Linked DNA regions of Homo sapiens: region 2 is linked to region 1. The links are chromatin loops, found by intact Hi-C in ENCODE. Cell type or tissue: OCI-LY7. All regions are shown on one strand. Links, peaks and the distances in the headings refer to the core of each region. The heading gives the core; the rest is flanking DNA.

Evidence for each region. Peaks named below come from ENCODE experiments on the same cell type or tissue, not always from the same donor. Only the 100,000 strongest peaks of a DNase experiment are listed, where the experiment ranks them.
Region 2: it touches region 1 in a loop (6-fold over the local background); 1 of 110 quality-filtered maps calls a loop at or near these places.

The regions. Positions count from the first base shown.
Region 1 is chr9:10,203,785-10,212,043 of GRCh38, reverse strand. The region is part of intron 3 of PTPRD (protein tyrosine phosphatase receptor type D); the gene reads left to right. Among named protein-coding and RNA genes, the nearest start is that of PTPRD, 410 kb to the left of the region's middle. In OCI-LY7, for the core only: no CTCF peak of the experiment used is centred there; a DNase peak (open chromatin) is centred at 3,479; H3K4me3 peaks cover 1,525 bases; H3K27ac peaks cover 1,161 bases.
Region 2 is chr9:9,893,493-9,901,751 of GRCh38, reverse strand. All of the region lies in intron 5 of PTPRD (protein tyrosine phosphatase receptor type D), which reads left to right. Among named protein-coding and RNA genes, the nearest start is that of PTPRD, 720 kb to the left of the region's middle. In OCI-LY7, for the core only: no CTCF peak of the experiment used is centred there; no DNase peak of the experiment used is centred there.

The DNA of each region.
Region 1 (8,259 bases), core at 1,764-5,763:
TTTAGTCTTCCTAAACAACATCTACTCAAATTTTATCCAACATTCAATCGTATGGACAAAATTGACCTGCTGTATCTTGTTTTAAAAAATGTTGTATACATTTAAGGAGTACAAGTGCAGTTTTGTTACATGAGCATATTGCATAGTGGTAAAGTCTGGGCTTTTAGTGCAACCATCACCTGAATAATGTACATTGTACCTGTTAAGTAATTTCTCATCCCTCACCCCCCTCTCTTCTTCTTACTCTTCCGATTTCCCAATGCCTATTATTCTGTGCTCTATGTCCATGTTTGCACACTGTTTAGCTCTCACTTCTAAGTAAGAATATATGGTTTTTGACCTTCAGTTCCTGAGTTGTTTCCCTTAAGGTAGTAGCCACAATTCCATCCATGTTGGGGCAAAAGACATTATGTAATTTCTATTTAGGGCTCATTGTATCTTTAACGAGTTCCTCTGCTGTGTTCCGGAGCACCTCTGTTGGCAGAGATGGAGCAGCAGAAGATCTGGTGGGCATTTACCATTCAGTACATTTATTGAGTGACACATGCTGATGTGATCATGTTATGCCTCACAGCTTCATCCATGGTCCTCTACTCAAGAACTACAGCTCCCAGATTAGTGCAAGGTGACCATCTAAATATTCAGAATTTAGACAATTATCTTTGAAACACTAGTTTAGCCCAAGTCATACCTGAAATTTTTCATAGATTTGTCTTCAGACGCATTTGCCCTTGAAGATGCATTATTTTTCCTTGTTTTAGAATTCTAGTTTTTTCCTTTCAAAGTGCTCTTCAGGCACTTAAATCAATGGCTTTTATTTCTGTTGCTATGAACTTCTATTTCGTCCACAGATGGCATTACAATAAAACTAAAGGAAATAAAGAAATTAATTGCTTACCCCAAAGCATCAGCTGTTTTCATTTTTTATTTTTACCAATCTCCCCCTTTTTCCCAAGATATATTAAATATTAAGGTAATTGTTTCATACAGTAATTTAAAAATCATATACTGTGTTTTTCAAGTTTATTTTGTCATTTATTTATTTACACAAAAATGTGTACCCTTTTTCTCATTTATCTGTTTGCCATTGTGTATAGGTGAATTTTATGGAATGACTTACTTTGTTTAGCATCAGCTCTGAACTTGCAAACCTGGAAAGAAACATCACAGCTGTTCAAGCAGAGTAAGAAGTGGTTTGATTATACATACATACATACATACATATATATATATATATATATATATATGAAGTTTTTTGATTTTATATATATAAACATTATATATAAACATTTTAAATATATATAAGCATTTTATATATATAAAATCAAACAACTTCTTGTATTATGTATATGGAAATATATATAAACATATACATATATAAACATATGTGTGTATATATATGTATATATACAGATTACATGTTAACATTGAGAGTTTCTAAATATCCTCATATCATGACATGAGTCACTTTATTGAGGACTTATAACTAGTGGAAATTGATGACAAATGTGCAAGAAGCCCCCCCTCCTTGGCATTCTTTCCCATACCCCAAGAGCTACAAAATATTGGTGTTGTCTTCTAAGTGGTCAATGCAGTGTCTACAAGATGCTACCTTAGTTATTGATCCATGGATAATTGGTAATTGTTTCCATATTTTCTGGATACCTATGAAAATGCCTCAATTGTGTTTTCATACTATTATCTCTCCATCTTCTCACTTTTGTCTGAGCTCTCTGACATTTTTTTCTCTCCTCTGTATGGCTTTAAGAAGCAATATATAGAGATGGAATTCACAAATGGGTATTACTCTCTTAAATGTAATTGGTGAATCTCAATAATGTAAGTTGCACATGGTACTTTATATTTTTCACAATTGTATTTTAATAGCTGGCATAAAGGTCACATGAATTGGTAATTCAGTTGAAATTTTTTTAATTTGTAGAAATGAATAGTTTTCCTTATTTTTTACTACATGTTTTCAGAAATAAACTTTTTCACCTTTTAAAATTATTTCTTTAGTATAAATTTACAGGAAGAGAATATAATAAACTGAAGATCTGAATGTTACATTGATTCTTGGTACTGATTGTTACATTGTTTTCTAGAAATATTGTACTTATTTGTCCTAATCAAAACAAAAGCACCAGATTTACATTATTTCTGGCCTTTAATGTTCTCATATATGGAAGGAATAAACTTGTAGATCATTTTTTAAAATTTCCCTTTTTTGATGTAGAAAATGTTTTTTCTCATTTAGTTCTAATTCCATCTCTGCATTATGTATTTTTGTTCATTGTCTTTAAAGGACTTTTGTCTGTTTTTTATTTTTCCTTTTGAGATAAGTAGAATATTGAAAAATACGAGATCAAAGGCCCTGTGTACCAATGCACAATAAAATCCAAAGAAAATCATATAGTATAAAAAATAAAGTCAGGTAGAAAAGTTATAACAACTTAAAAAAAACCTTAGGGACTAAGGATCAACTGTCAATGTTACTGGAATCCAGTTCTATGCGAGAACATGGGAGCAAGGGGCAGTGGGGGGCTGGGAGGAGGGAAACAAGTTTGAATTGATTGGACTTCCCTTCCCTAATGGCCCATTATCAAATGTTCTAAATGAAGAAATTCGATTGCCACTAATCTGAGCAGAAGTATAATTTAAAAAATGAGATTGATTGGTCATCAGAGTGTCTTATAAGAAGCCATTTAAATTTTATTTTTCATTTTCAAAAATTTACTGTTATATAGATTTGCTATAAACCATGGATTAGTGGATTTGTGTTTTCATGGGTTTTTCTCTGCCTAGATATTTTACTTCTTTCCAAATCCTTGCTATTATGGACTCCTTGGAAAAGTTGATTCTATACTTAAAGCAGTGCTGTCTATCTTCTTGGCATATTGTATGCAATACAATTTCATAAATAATATTGTAGTCACACAGTTTCCAGTGGAAAAAAAATCACGAACTGCAGCATTCATAAAACTTAAACATGGAAGCCAGATTATTCCTTAGAAAAGCAGATAAAACCAAACCAAGTAGTGTTCAAAGTTTAGAAAACTGAACTCTTAGCTCTTTATATCATTTTGTTTTGTCACCTTTTCTACTCCTTAAGGTGTCTGTTACGTAATGAATAAATGGTCCGGTAGGATAAAAGCTGTCTAAATTCTTCACAGCTGGTGCAATATGCCTCGGTGCCTTGTCATCTACCTGCCCACACTTAATTAATAAGCATCTGTTTCATTTTTATATTTACTCAAGATAGTGGCTTAATTTTATATTCCTGTTTTTCTACTTATTTCTAGCAATAAATGGATATTTTCTCTTTTCTATTCCTTCCCAAACAGCTTATATTGACAAAAATTCAGGGCATGTTTGTTAAAACAAAATGGGGGAGCAGACTCCCAAGGATTTAGAGTTGTAGAAATTAAAAGATGAAATAACTTCTGGATAAAACTGCAGTGAATTTAGTTGCATTTTATGTGTTCAGAGTTTCTGTTCCTGTTCAAGCGGTTTTAGTCTTTTTATTTTTTGAGACGCAGTCTCGCTCTGTCGCCCAGGCTGGAGTGCAGTGGCGCGATCTCCGTTCACTGCAAGCTCCGCCTCCCGGGTTCACGCCCTTCTCCTGCCTCAGCCTCCCGAGTAGCTGGGACTACAGGCGCCCGCCACCACGCCCGGCTAATTTTTTGTATTTTTAGTAGAGACGGGGTTTCACCGTGTTAGCCAGGATGGCGTCGATCTCCTGACCTCGTGATCCGCCCTCCTCGGCCACCCAAAGTGCTGGGATTACGGGCCTGAGCCACCGCGCCCCGCCGCGGTTTCAGTCTTATACCTCACTACCAGATGCAGAATATCAAATAGAGTTTATGATAAATTACGAGGTAACACAAGTGTTTCCCAGAGAAGACTTTAACAGCAAAGTCCTCATTACATAGGTTTTGTTGTTGTTACTCCTGGGAACCAGAAACTTGACAGCCTAGAGCTATATTTAGGTTTATGATCGACAACTTCTGATGCTCTATTTATGTTGTGTATGTGCAGGTCTAGTGGGGAAAATGTTAATAATACAAAGCTTCTCCAAGGAAACAACTCTGAATGTGTGGGAATTGATGCACTGCTAAATGTAGCAACATAGGTAAATTACTTTTTTCCTTTTTAAAAATTAGTTTTTATTTTTTTTCTGTTGTTGTTGTTGTTTTGCTTCCATACGAGAAGATATAACACTTTTTAATAGTGTTTCCTACTTCCAGGATTTTTTTTGACATTTATACTCACTTTTACACAATTATTCAAGGGGTTGAGAATTATTAAATATATATATAATTTTTGTAACACTATGAAAGAGAACAAGATATAAATGACAAGTTTCTTGCTCTTTATCAAAATATTAATTTGTAATAGAATATTTAAAAAACTACAAACATACATTCTGAGTCAAGTAGTGTTTTAATGGGGCTAATATTTTCATTAGAATACAATTACTATTTAGTTACATAATAATATTTTTATTAGTGCATTATATATTTTAGAAAGAATTAATACCAGTTCTACACAAAATATTTTTAGAAAATAGTGGGGAAAGAGTGAACCCTTTCTAGTTATTTTTATGATGCCAGCATAACCCTAATACCAATTAATACCTGATAAATAACATTAGAAGAAAATGAAATTACAGACCAATGTCTCTCATGAACATAAATGCAGAGAAAGAATTAACTGTTGATATATACAAAACCATAAAGCTCAAAAATGTTATGCTGAATTAAAGAGATCAGACAAAAAAATGCATTATCTATAACTGTAAAAGTTCAAGAAAAGAAAACAAATCTAAAGTGGGAAAAATTAGATGTGTAATTTCTTATGGAGTGAGGAAAAGAAGTGGTCTTTGTCCAGGAAGGAGCATAAAAGAACTGTTTGGGATGCTGGGTATATTCTATATCTTGTTTGAAGTGATAATTATACACATATAGAGATATAGATAGATGATGAATACAATAAAACTCATCAGCTCATATACTTAAGTTTGGTGCATTATTTCCCTCTGTATACATTTGACCTCAGTTTTACAAAATGAATTTTTATAATGTTGTTCATAACTGAACAATATGCAAATCTGATAATTTTTACATTGTGATGATATGCTCCAGTATTTATTGGTATGTGTTTTCTTGGTTTCTAGTCTGAGTTACACTCAGTCTCACCAATTTTTCTATTCCTGTTACTTTTTCAAAATCTATGTAGCTACTAATGATTTATAAGTCTGTGTGTCCATTCTTTAACTTTCTGCTATGATCAGGACCTATATATACCAAACTGTGAATGGATAACACCATCTAGATATCACAAATATAATTCAAACTATATTTAAAACCGAGGTTATTATCTTTGCTTTACAAAACTTTTTCCTTGTCTCCACCTTAGTTGAGATATAATTCTCCATGGCTTCCAATAAGAATATTTAGAACTGTTCCTGTATTTCACTTTCCTTATCTGATACATCCAGTAGTTTTTCAAAGTTATTACCATCAAAAACAGATAGTCTTAATTCTTTTCTTCCTATTCTAATTGGGTTGACTCTCATGAGGACTGTTTCAATAGCCTGATATATAATGTCAGTAGTGGGGTTTTATCAAATGTATGTCTATTGGGAGGGAGTTGGCTTTGCTTGATTACTCCAGATGACTACCTAGTGCCCTCGGAAAAGAAAGCAGAGATTCTTTGGTATGAGATATGGCACTAACCCTTTATGGTTTAGCATTTACATACATCCACAGCACCCTTTACTACTACTTGGCTTTCATAAAAACTAAGCCTCTTTGAGTTTCCCAGACATGCTGTGGTATTTCATTCCTTTTGATTTCATGCGTGCTATTTCTCCTTACAAGAATGCTGTTCTGGTCTTATCTACTTGCAAACTCCTAATTTTTTTTTTTTTTGAGATACAATTAAAGCTTCACGCGCTCTGTGATGCCCTCCCTGATACCTCTGAGTTTCTAATACTTTTTTTTTTTTTTACATAAAGCTATTATTGGAATTGTTGATTTACATATCAGACTCCTCTACTAGATTAAAAGCTCATTGTGAGCAGGGCTGTATCTGATTCGTCTTTGCTTTCCCAGTGCTTAAGATAGAAAAGGCACATGCCATTCAATCAACATCTTTGCAATAAATGAAAAATTGAACCCAAAGTGAATAATGCAGTTAACCCTATTTTTAAAGTTATAGTATCACATTTCATTTAAAATTATTATAAAATAGTTGAATTACTTTAAAATTCTAGATATATATTATTTCAAATCAATTACCAATGACTGTATTGCTATTATTTAGGCTGATGAAGCAGGCCGGGCATGGTGGCTCATGCCTGTAATCCCAGCACTTTGGGGCCAAGGCAGGCGGATCATTTGAGGTCTGGAGTTCAAGACCAGCCTGAACAACATAGGGAAACACTGTCTTTACTAAACACATAAAAAATTAGGCTGGTGTGGTGGCTTACACCTGTAATCTCAGCTACTTCAGAGGCTGTGGCAGGAGAATCACTTGAATCTGGGAGGTGGAGGTTGCAGTGAGCCAAGATCAGGCCACTGCACTCCAGCCTGGGCAACAGAGTAAGACTCTGTCTCAGGAAAATAGAGTAAAATAAAATAAAATAAAATAAAATAAAATAAAATAAAATAAAGAAGAAGAAGAATTGTGGCCACAAAAAGGAATCTTTCACAACTTTATTAAATTAATATATCTCACCTTTTCAAATTTTCTGTTCATTTATGTTACATAAATTTAAAGTTTTTGTTGTATTTTTTGCAGTTGAAAAAAAATTCTGAAATAAAACTTTAAAGATAAATCCTACAAGAAAGATGAGAAAAATTCAATACTAACATATTATAAACTTGATAAAACTTGTAGTTAATTCTCCTGAGAATTTATAAATAAATACACATATACATAGATAAGGCATATGGCTGGCAGCCACTTTAAAACAAGTACAAAGCTTCTCAAAATAATGCAAAGTTTTGCAGAGCTTGTTAAAAATAGAATTATAGCATTCAAAGTATTAATTTGTACTCAAATGTTCCTTATAAAAAATCATAGAATAAAGGAATTATATTTGATTTGGCACTTCACAGACTATAGCCTTAGTAAGTAATAATTTTAGAGACAAGTCCTAGACTTGTTGTGTACCTGGATGTATTTGTTACTTTGGGTTCTAAAAATTGTTTACAGATTTGACAACTAGAGATTGCTTCTAATTTTAAAATGTATTTTCTGATAAAATTACATGTATTAGATATTAATTTTGCTGAATATACGCTTTATTCTCAGATTGCAGACACTTTTTCCAATCAAATCTTCCTCTAGTAAGAGAGTTTTGACCAGTCATATTTTTTATATCAACATCAATACTGCCTTTGTCATAGTTATACACATTACTAAGCTTGAAAAAATTGAGTCTAAATTTATAAATCAGAACAAATGATATGTTCTTTGTATTTATTGTACCCAAACTATCATCTCAATTTATCTGCTTGTTCAACAAATATTTAATGCTAGCCAACTAGATGACGGAAATTCCATTCACTGGAAACAGCCATGAATGAGGTCCTTCCCCATCAGATGGGAGTGATAAAACTTAGTGTGGAAACATCTGGCCTTTTATGTATTTAGAGGATTTTTCAAAATCAGTAAAGCTATTCTCTAGTATTATAAACTGTCATGGTGTGGAACAGATACTCTGAGACAGAGTTGACCAAAACTGAGTTGTTTTTTTTCAGAACACATAGAAGCAAGCAAACCCAAAGAGATTTTCACGTGGAGGAGGAAATCTGACAGCTTGCTGTACACACTGAAAAATGGAGTAATTGGGAAAGGCAAGGAAGAACATTCAAATCTCATAGAGGTCAATGCCTTCAAAATTAAAGCATGGAGAGGTTACCAGGAGAGCACCTAGAAAGCCAGAGATTTAGCAGCAATGGCACAAGCTGGTAGATTGGAAAACAAAAATTAGAAGCTATTTTCTTTTTTCACTATTGGGGAGTGGGGGAGGGAAAACATGCATCTGATTCACAGATTCTGCCATCAAATCCTAACAAAATTGAGGCAGGGATAGAAATGATGATAGGATTTAGCTTCAACTTTGCCCTTGCAAATTTGTTTTCTCTAATCTTTATAATTTATAGGTTAGGAAAATCATGGTGTGATCTAATAACTTAAGATGAACTCATTTATTTTAATTATATGTTATTACCAGACTCGACTGAGAAG
Region 2 (8,259 bases), core at 2,286-6,285, 310 kb after region 1:
CTCCAGAACTGTGAGTCAGTTAAACCTCTTTTCTTTGTAAACTACCCAATCTCAAGTAGTTATTTATAGTAATATGAGAACTAACTAATATAATCAACTCACCACTAGCTTCGGAGAAAGAAAGAAGTCAGATTTCTCTGGTCTTTTTTATTAAGAATTTATTTATTTTAATAATTTATTAAAATATTCTGACATATTTTAAACTTTGGTTATATATTTCCCCAGCAACTGTTAATTCTTAGATATTTAATATATTTTATTTATCAGAAATTACTGTGTTAATGTAGCATCATCCTTTTGTAAAAGCATAATGAAAGAGGATTATCTTTGCAATGCATTTTTTAAGATTTGATCTCATCCATAGTTATGACAACTTATCCCACATGTTGCCTCTAGGTTTTAAGCACTATTTCAGGAGGTTGAACATCGAAGGTCTAATAGTTTTAAAGAAAACATTAATGAACTCTGAAAATTGTTTTATAATTATAATGACATATTAGAACTTTAAAAATATTGTATGCTAAGCTTCTCTAAAACAGTGGCTGCTAAAGGCTAGTCCGAGACATATAATTGGGATGGTTATATCAGAAAATCCACTCTTGCTTCCAGTCTCGCCGTGTTATACACAGGCACCTGCTTTGCTCTCCACTATGACTGTAAGCTTTCTGAAGACTTTCCAGAAGCTAGGTGGATGCTGGTGCCATTGTTGTACAGCCTGCAGAACTGTCAGACAAATAAACCTCTTTTCTTTATAAAGTAACTCAGCCTCAGATATTTCCTTGTAACAATGCAAAATGGACTAATACATAAAATTGGCACCAAGGAGTGGGGCATTGCTATAAAGATACCTGAAAATTGGGAGGTCAATGTGGGCGGATCATGAGGTCAAGAGATAGAGACCATCCTAGCCAACATGGTGAAACCTCATCTTTACTAAAAATACCAAAGTTAGCTGGGTGTGGTGGCACGTGCCTGTAGTTCCAGCTACTCGGGAGGCTGAGGCAGGAGAATCACTTGAAGCTGGGAGGCAGAGGTTGCAGTGAGCCAAGATCGTGCCACTGCATTCCAGCCTGGCAACAGAGCAAGACTCCATCTCAAAAAAAAAAAAAACCTGAAAATGTGGAAGCACCTTTGGAACTGGGTAACAGGCCGACTTTGGAAGAGTTTGGAGGGCTCTCAAGAAGACAGGATGACGAAAGAAAGTTTAGAACTTCTTAGAGACTTGCGCTTGTGACCAAAATGCTGATAGAAATATGGACAGTGAAGGTAAGGCTGATGAAGACTCAGATAAAAATGAGAAAGTTATTGGGAACTGAAACAAAGGTCACTTGTGTTTTGCCTTAGCAAAGAACTTGGCTAAATTGGGTCCATGCCCTAGCAATTTGTGAAAGTTTGAACTTAAGGGTGATTATTTAGCATATCTGATAGAAGAAGAAATATCTAAGCTGCAAAGCATGCAGTATGTGGCCTGGCTTCTTCTAAAAATTTTTGATCAAATATGGGAGTACAAAATGATTTAAAGTTGGAACTTTTATTTAAAATGGAAGCAGAGCATAAAAATTTGGAAAATTCTGCAGCCTGGGCATGTGGTAGGGAAGGAAGGAGTGTTTTCAGGGAAGAACTTAATGCAGCTGTGGAACAACCACTTGCTAGAGAGATTTGCATGATATTAAGTGTTTCACTCCATGAACACAGAATATTTCTTCAATATTTCATTTTTTTCTTGTTTTCCCCCCAGCCTCTGGTAACTATTATTCTACTTTCTGCTTCTATTACTTCTACTTTTTTCAGGTTTGTCATGTGTCTTTGTGTGCTTGGCTTATTTCACCTAACATAGTATCTTCTAGGTTTTTCTATGTTGTCACAAGTGACTGGATTTTTTTCTTTCTTAAGACTAGTGTTCCATCTGCATGTATAATAAATCTTCTTTATCTGTTTCTTGATGGACACTTAAGTTGATTCTATATCTTTGTTATTGTAAATAGTGCTGTAACCAAAATGGAAGTGCAGATATCTCTTCCACATACTGATTTTTTTTTCCTTTGGAGGTATATCTAGTAGTGGGATTGCTGGCTTATATGGTGGTTCTATTTTTAATTTTTTGAGGAACCTCCATACTGTTTTCCATAATAGCTGTACTAACTTAAATTACACCAAGAGTATATGAGCTCTCATTTCTTCACATCCATACCAACACTGGTTATCTTTCATCTTTTTGATAATAACCATTCTAACAGCAGTGTGAGGTGATATCTCACAGTGGCTTTAATTTGCATTTCCCTGATGAATTGTGTTATTGAACTTTTTTTATATACTTAGCCATTTGTATGTCTTCCTTACAGAAATATCGATTCACATTCTTTGCCCATTGTTAAATAAATTATTATTATTTTGCTATTGAGTTGTTTTAGTTCCTTATTTATTGGATATTAATCCCTTATTAGATGCACGGTTCAGAAGTACAGTACTTTTTTCCCATTTCATAGTCTCTCTTCACACTCTCCATTATTTAGATCTATGAGTTCTTTCATCTGTTTTGTGGTTCTCTACCTACAGATTCTCTACATATTTTGTTAGATTTGTTCCTAAGTACTTCTTCTTGGGGTATACTATAGTAAAAGTTATTTATTAAACTTACAATTCTAATTGTTCATTGCTGGCATATGAGAAAGTAATTGACTTTTGTGTATTGACCTTGTGTCCTGTGACTTTGCAAAACTCACTTATTAGTTACAGAAAATTTTTGTTTGGTAGTTTTTTGGGGATTTGTTATGTAGATAATCATGAATCCATGAATAAAGACAGCTTTGTTTTTCCTTTCAAAAGAAAACAAGAAAATCCTGGAGAATATGGGATATGCGTAAACTCATAGTCACTATGCACAGAGATTTTAATCCTGTGGGTTTAGTATACAGACTAACATACGTCTTTTTAAAAATTCACTAAGAGATGCTAATAAAGGAGGTCAGAGGACCAAAGTTAGAACATTAGTCAAGTGGAATATATTACAGCATATGGTTTCTTAAACTAGACTTAAGACCATAGCATTTCTATGCCAAATATCTCAATCCATTCCTGAAGTTCATATAAAGCATATGTGACATTATACAACCACAACACTTCAGTGCAGCAACCACACAAAAGAATCTTTTTGTGACTTCTGTCTCTAACCTCTAAGGATTCCTTAAATTGAAATAGCATGCGCATCTAGAGCGTAATCTAGAGCTTCATATGAAATCACATGAAGTAATCCTTGATGCGGTATCTTTCTCTGTTAAATAAAATGTCAATAAAACATGAAGTATCTGAAAAAAACTCATTTCAGTGGAAATGAACAGGTGTGAGTCCTGCTTTTATTGATAATCAAGTAATATCAAGGCATCATTACCATGTATGTAAACAGCTAATTAAAATCTATCTCCTTCATTAAATAGGCTAGCATACCATTGAATAAGGAATTCACTACCTCCAGTCCCAAAATGAAATGGTTACTTTTTTCATTTACTGAAATTTTAATTGACGCATTGATATAGACCTCTATATTTCTGTGTTAATCTCTTAATATTAATGACCTAGTTTATCCCTAAAACATATTTAAAACTGTAGAAGTTTCATACATTATGAATAAATTAAAAACAGGAGAAAACAGGCATTCCTTAGTTTCTCTATGTTGTTGAAGATATTCTTACTATTACATAATTTAGATGAGAATTAAGCAAACTACAGCTTGTGCACCAAAGCCACCTGTTTTTATAAGTAAAGATTTATTTAAACATAGCCATGCTTACTTGATTACCTGTTTTCTGTGGCCTTTTTACACTGCCGTCAAAGGTGAACAGTTGCAACAGAGACCGTCTGACCTGTGAAGCCTAAAATGTATACTATTAGGCTCTTACAGAGGAAAGCTTACCAATGCTGAATTTAGCTAAGAGTCAGAAAAACAGTTAAGTGTACATTGTCTACTTTAAAAAATATCAAGTTTAAAATAAAATGCTCATAAGTAGTTTAAAATACTGTTTCTAAAAATAATATATTGTATGTAAAATTATTATGTTTGAGTAAAATCCTAATCAATAGGTGAATCAACAGCTATAATTTAAATTGTCCATATTACATAGTTTGTAATACTGTATATATTCTCAGTCAGAAAGCTTATTTTACAATAAAGTACAAGGATACTCCTATGGGGGTATTTTAAAATAAGTTACAGATATTTTAACATAGATATAGTCCTATTGAAGAAAAAAATAGATGAAAAATATTAACTATATTGCGAATAAACTTTTTTTGGTTTCCTAAAGATTTACTGTAGAGTTCAACTTTCCCTCAAATATGTATTTTTTACTTACAAAAATCCTAATAAATATTTTTCTTTTAAAAACTCTTGGTGGAAGTGTGTAGGTTCATAATACTGTCTTTATATATTCTTTGGTTTAAAGTATATAGATTTCATATAGCAAATTAGTAAGTCAGAGTCAACTGTGGACTGTTTGCTTGAAAACTCATACCTCTGCCTCTAGATTTAAGCAACAATTCTGAAGTAGGCATTAGGCATTACCTTTACCAACCCCCAGGGGGTGTTTAGCAGCGGTGTGTGTGTGTGTGTGTGTGTGTGTGTGTAAGTGTAAGAGATGTTTTTGTTTTAATGACAGGGAAGTGTTTACTTCCCAGGAAGGAGGAATGTCAAAATTCTTGTGATATATGGCAAATCCCAAAGGGAAACATTGTTCTCCTGAAAATACCATCATTGCCTCCATTGAGGAACTCTGCAAGTCCAGAGATTATTTGAGAAACTACAGAAAGCTTTGAGATTGCAAATATAAATCTGCTCACGTTCACTCATCAATTTTTATTATTGTCACTTAGTGGATGGATCTCCAGTTAATGATTTTTCTAATATGTTATTTAAAGTATTTCTCATTATAATTCAAATAAATGGCAACTGAGGTCATTTTTACATTATATTTATATTTGAAAATGTACTCAATTATGATAATTGCTAATATTTCAATTGATGCCCAAAGCAACTGTATTTTCTGATATGTTCTTTAAAGTATTCTTTTGTAATCCATGAGTCAGTTAGCTTCTTAGACTGATCCTCTTAAATATGAATTCCTCGGATCTAATTCGTTGGAGGATATTCTTTTGTAAAAAAATATAAATGTTCTGATGATTTTTATGTTGTTCTTTTGCCAATCATTGTAGATTTTTTCCTTTCTTTTAAAAAATGTGTTTAGCTATCCAAATGCACTAGACTATTTCCCAGAAGTTATGCTAATAAAATTCAAAGCACTATCTAAGAGTAAACAGAAGAGGCCTGTTCCAGTTTCAGCTGCTTGAAACCTTGCACTAGTGAAGATGTATTCATGTGAAAAAATGATTTGAAGCTGAAAAAAATAATTTTGAAAGGTCTGACATTCTAGCTGAATCTTAATCTTTGTCCATGACTCTTTTCTTACCTTGTCTTTAAAACTTTCCGAAGTCTTTCATTTGCTCCAGCAAAATAGAGACCCTGATATCATGGAAATAGTCATATTTTATGTATGTGCTTTTAATAAGACTTTCACATTTTCATATGCTGTGTATGTGTGTATGGTTGTGTGTGTTTAGAGAAGACTTCAGCTCCCTTCATTTGTAAACTAAGCTCCCAAAGAGAAAATAAAAGCTGAAAAAAATTAATCTGTCTCTGTAAACAAATGGATGGGCCCTAAGCTTTGTAGTCATCTCGTTTGCAGTAGACGAACTGTGACAAACGGACCCTTTAGCTACCCATCATTCATGCTCTGAGTAAGTTTAGCTTCTACCTACGTGCCATATAACCTCAAGAAAGACTTTCCATTATAAATGAAAAATGACTTTATTCATCACCTTCGTGATAGACTCGATTTTTAAGTTATTTATCATAACTATAAAAAACCAAGTGTATAAATCAATGAGGTTTTAAGGAACTGCATGCCATGAGCACTAAACTGAAATTTAGCTGCTACTAGTCCTTCATTTTACAATTTGAAGAAACAAAAATAATTGCTCATTCTTACCATTTTTCAAGAATATATTGTTGACTATAGTTGCCATGTAGTATAATAGATCTCTTAAACATATTCCTCCTGTGTAACTGTAAATATATTTGACCATCATTTTCCAAACCCTCCCTCTCCTGTAACCATCGTGGATTCTGGTTATCACCATTGTAGTCCCTACTTCTATGAGATAAACTTTTCATCATGGTGCACATGACAGTTGATATGTCAATTTGAAAAATTACTTAAAAATTTAAATAATCATTATAACAGCAAAAATTTTAAAAAGAAAAGAAAAATTTATCAAACATTCTATTGAACTATTCAGATACATATAAGGTCTCAGGCTCTGGTATATACATGGCTTATCTCCATCTCTTTCCTCCCAATTTAAAAGTCCTTGGTAGAATTCTTCCCCCTTCCCACTGTTACCACCTAAGGTGTATTTTATATTTTATTTTCTGTTCCTTTTTTCTCTTACTGGTAACAAACAGAATTCCTGGTTTTATTGGTATGTATATTTCTTCTTGAACTTTAACCCAAATGCATCTTTTGAGTCAGGAACAAGTACTTGTAAGGAAAGAAGACAATTTTCATTTTTATAGTCTTACAACCAGCCAAAGCCTCAAATTGCTTTGTAACTCATATCCCTCATCTGGAAGAAATTTAGAAATATGTAGGCATTGTTTACACATTATTTCAACCCATTGTGTACCCGGAGACTGTACTTTGCTTTTTTCTAGAAAGATTTTTTCTAGAAATATTTTAAAGAAAACAAGAATTTTTGGCTCTTTTGTTCTTAGAGTTAAAATCAAAAGCCATTTCTGGCTCTTTTGTTCTTACAGTTAAAATCAGAGAAACATCTCAAAAAGAAACAAAAGTGTCAGAAAAAAAACAGACATTTTATTCAAAAACACTTATTACCGTGTATGTAACAGGTACTGTGCTGGCACTAGGGTTACAATACTGAGAACAAATTAAATCTCCGAATGCATAGAATATATAGTATAATAAAAAAGAGAGATATTATTTAGCTCATCCCCCAAATATATGTGAAATGGTAACTGTTATGAAAGTTCTTAGGAAGAAAAGCATGCAGTGTGATGTGGGAGTACAGAGGGAATTTAAGGAACTCAGTGAAAAAGTTGTGAAAAAATGATGGTGCTGAACTGCAATGCAAAAATGAGTGAAAGTTGATTAGACAAATATGAAAAGAAAATAGGTGTATCAGGAAAAGGAAAACTGGCAGGATGAAACATTAAATACAAGTTAAAAATTGAATTTAAAAAATCTGATTAAAGCACAATGAGCTAAAGGCAAATTGTAGAGACAATGAGCCTTGAGAGAGGTAGTAGAAAGATCACACAGGGCCTTCAGGATCCTTTAAAGAATGTTGTTCTTAATGCACAGGTGAAAAGGTTTTAAGTATGAGGAGATACTATAATCTGAATTGCTTTCCAGAAGAAATCTGGGGCTGAGTGGGGAAAAGATTTGAGAGACCCATAACAGAGGCAGAGAGACCAGCCAGGAGGCTGTTGAAGGAGTTTAGGGGAGAAATGATAGATATTATCTTGGAGATATAGAGGTGTTCATGTGACATATTAAAATAAAAGGGTTGGGAGTGGTGACTCATGCTGGCAATTCCACAGCGTTAGGAGGCCAAGGAAAGGCAGGAAGTACATTTGAACCCAGAAGTTTGATATCAGCCTGAGCAACATTGTGAAACCCCTTCTCTACCAAATACCAACAACAAACACAGGGTGTGGTGGTGTGCACTTGTGGTCTTAGCTACTCAAAAGGTTGAGACAGGAGGATTGTTTGAGTTTAAGGTTACAGTGAGCTATGATCATGTCACTGCATTCCAGTCTGGGCAATAGGGAAAGATCTTGTCTCTAAAAAAAACTCAAAACATAAAAGGAACAGGCTAAAAGAAGACAAGGTGGTAGCTAGAGGAGGTAACCAAGCTTAAATAACCAAGCTTCTGTTGTTTTTAACATGATAAGTGATTATGTTTAAAAGTCATTGGGAAGGATCTTAATGGTATTTCAAACTCCCTTTCTCTCTTAACTGGGTCCTTTCCAATAACTTTTAAGCATGTTCAATTCTCCAATGTCAAAACAACAAAAGAAGCTTGGTTATTCAATACTAGCTATTCAGTTACTATTAACCATTACATGAATTATATATAAACTTTTATATTTCCTACATATAGTTTTTATAGGAGTTTGACATATTTCAT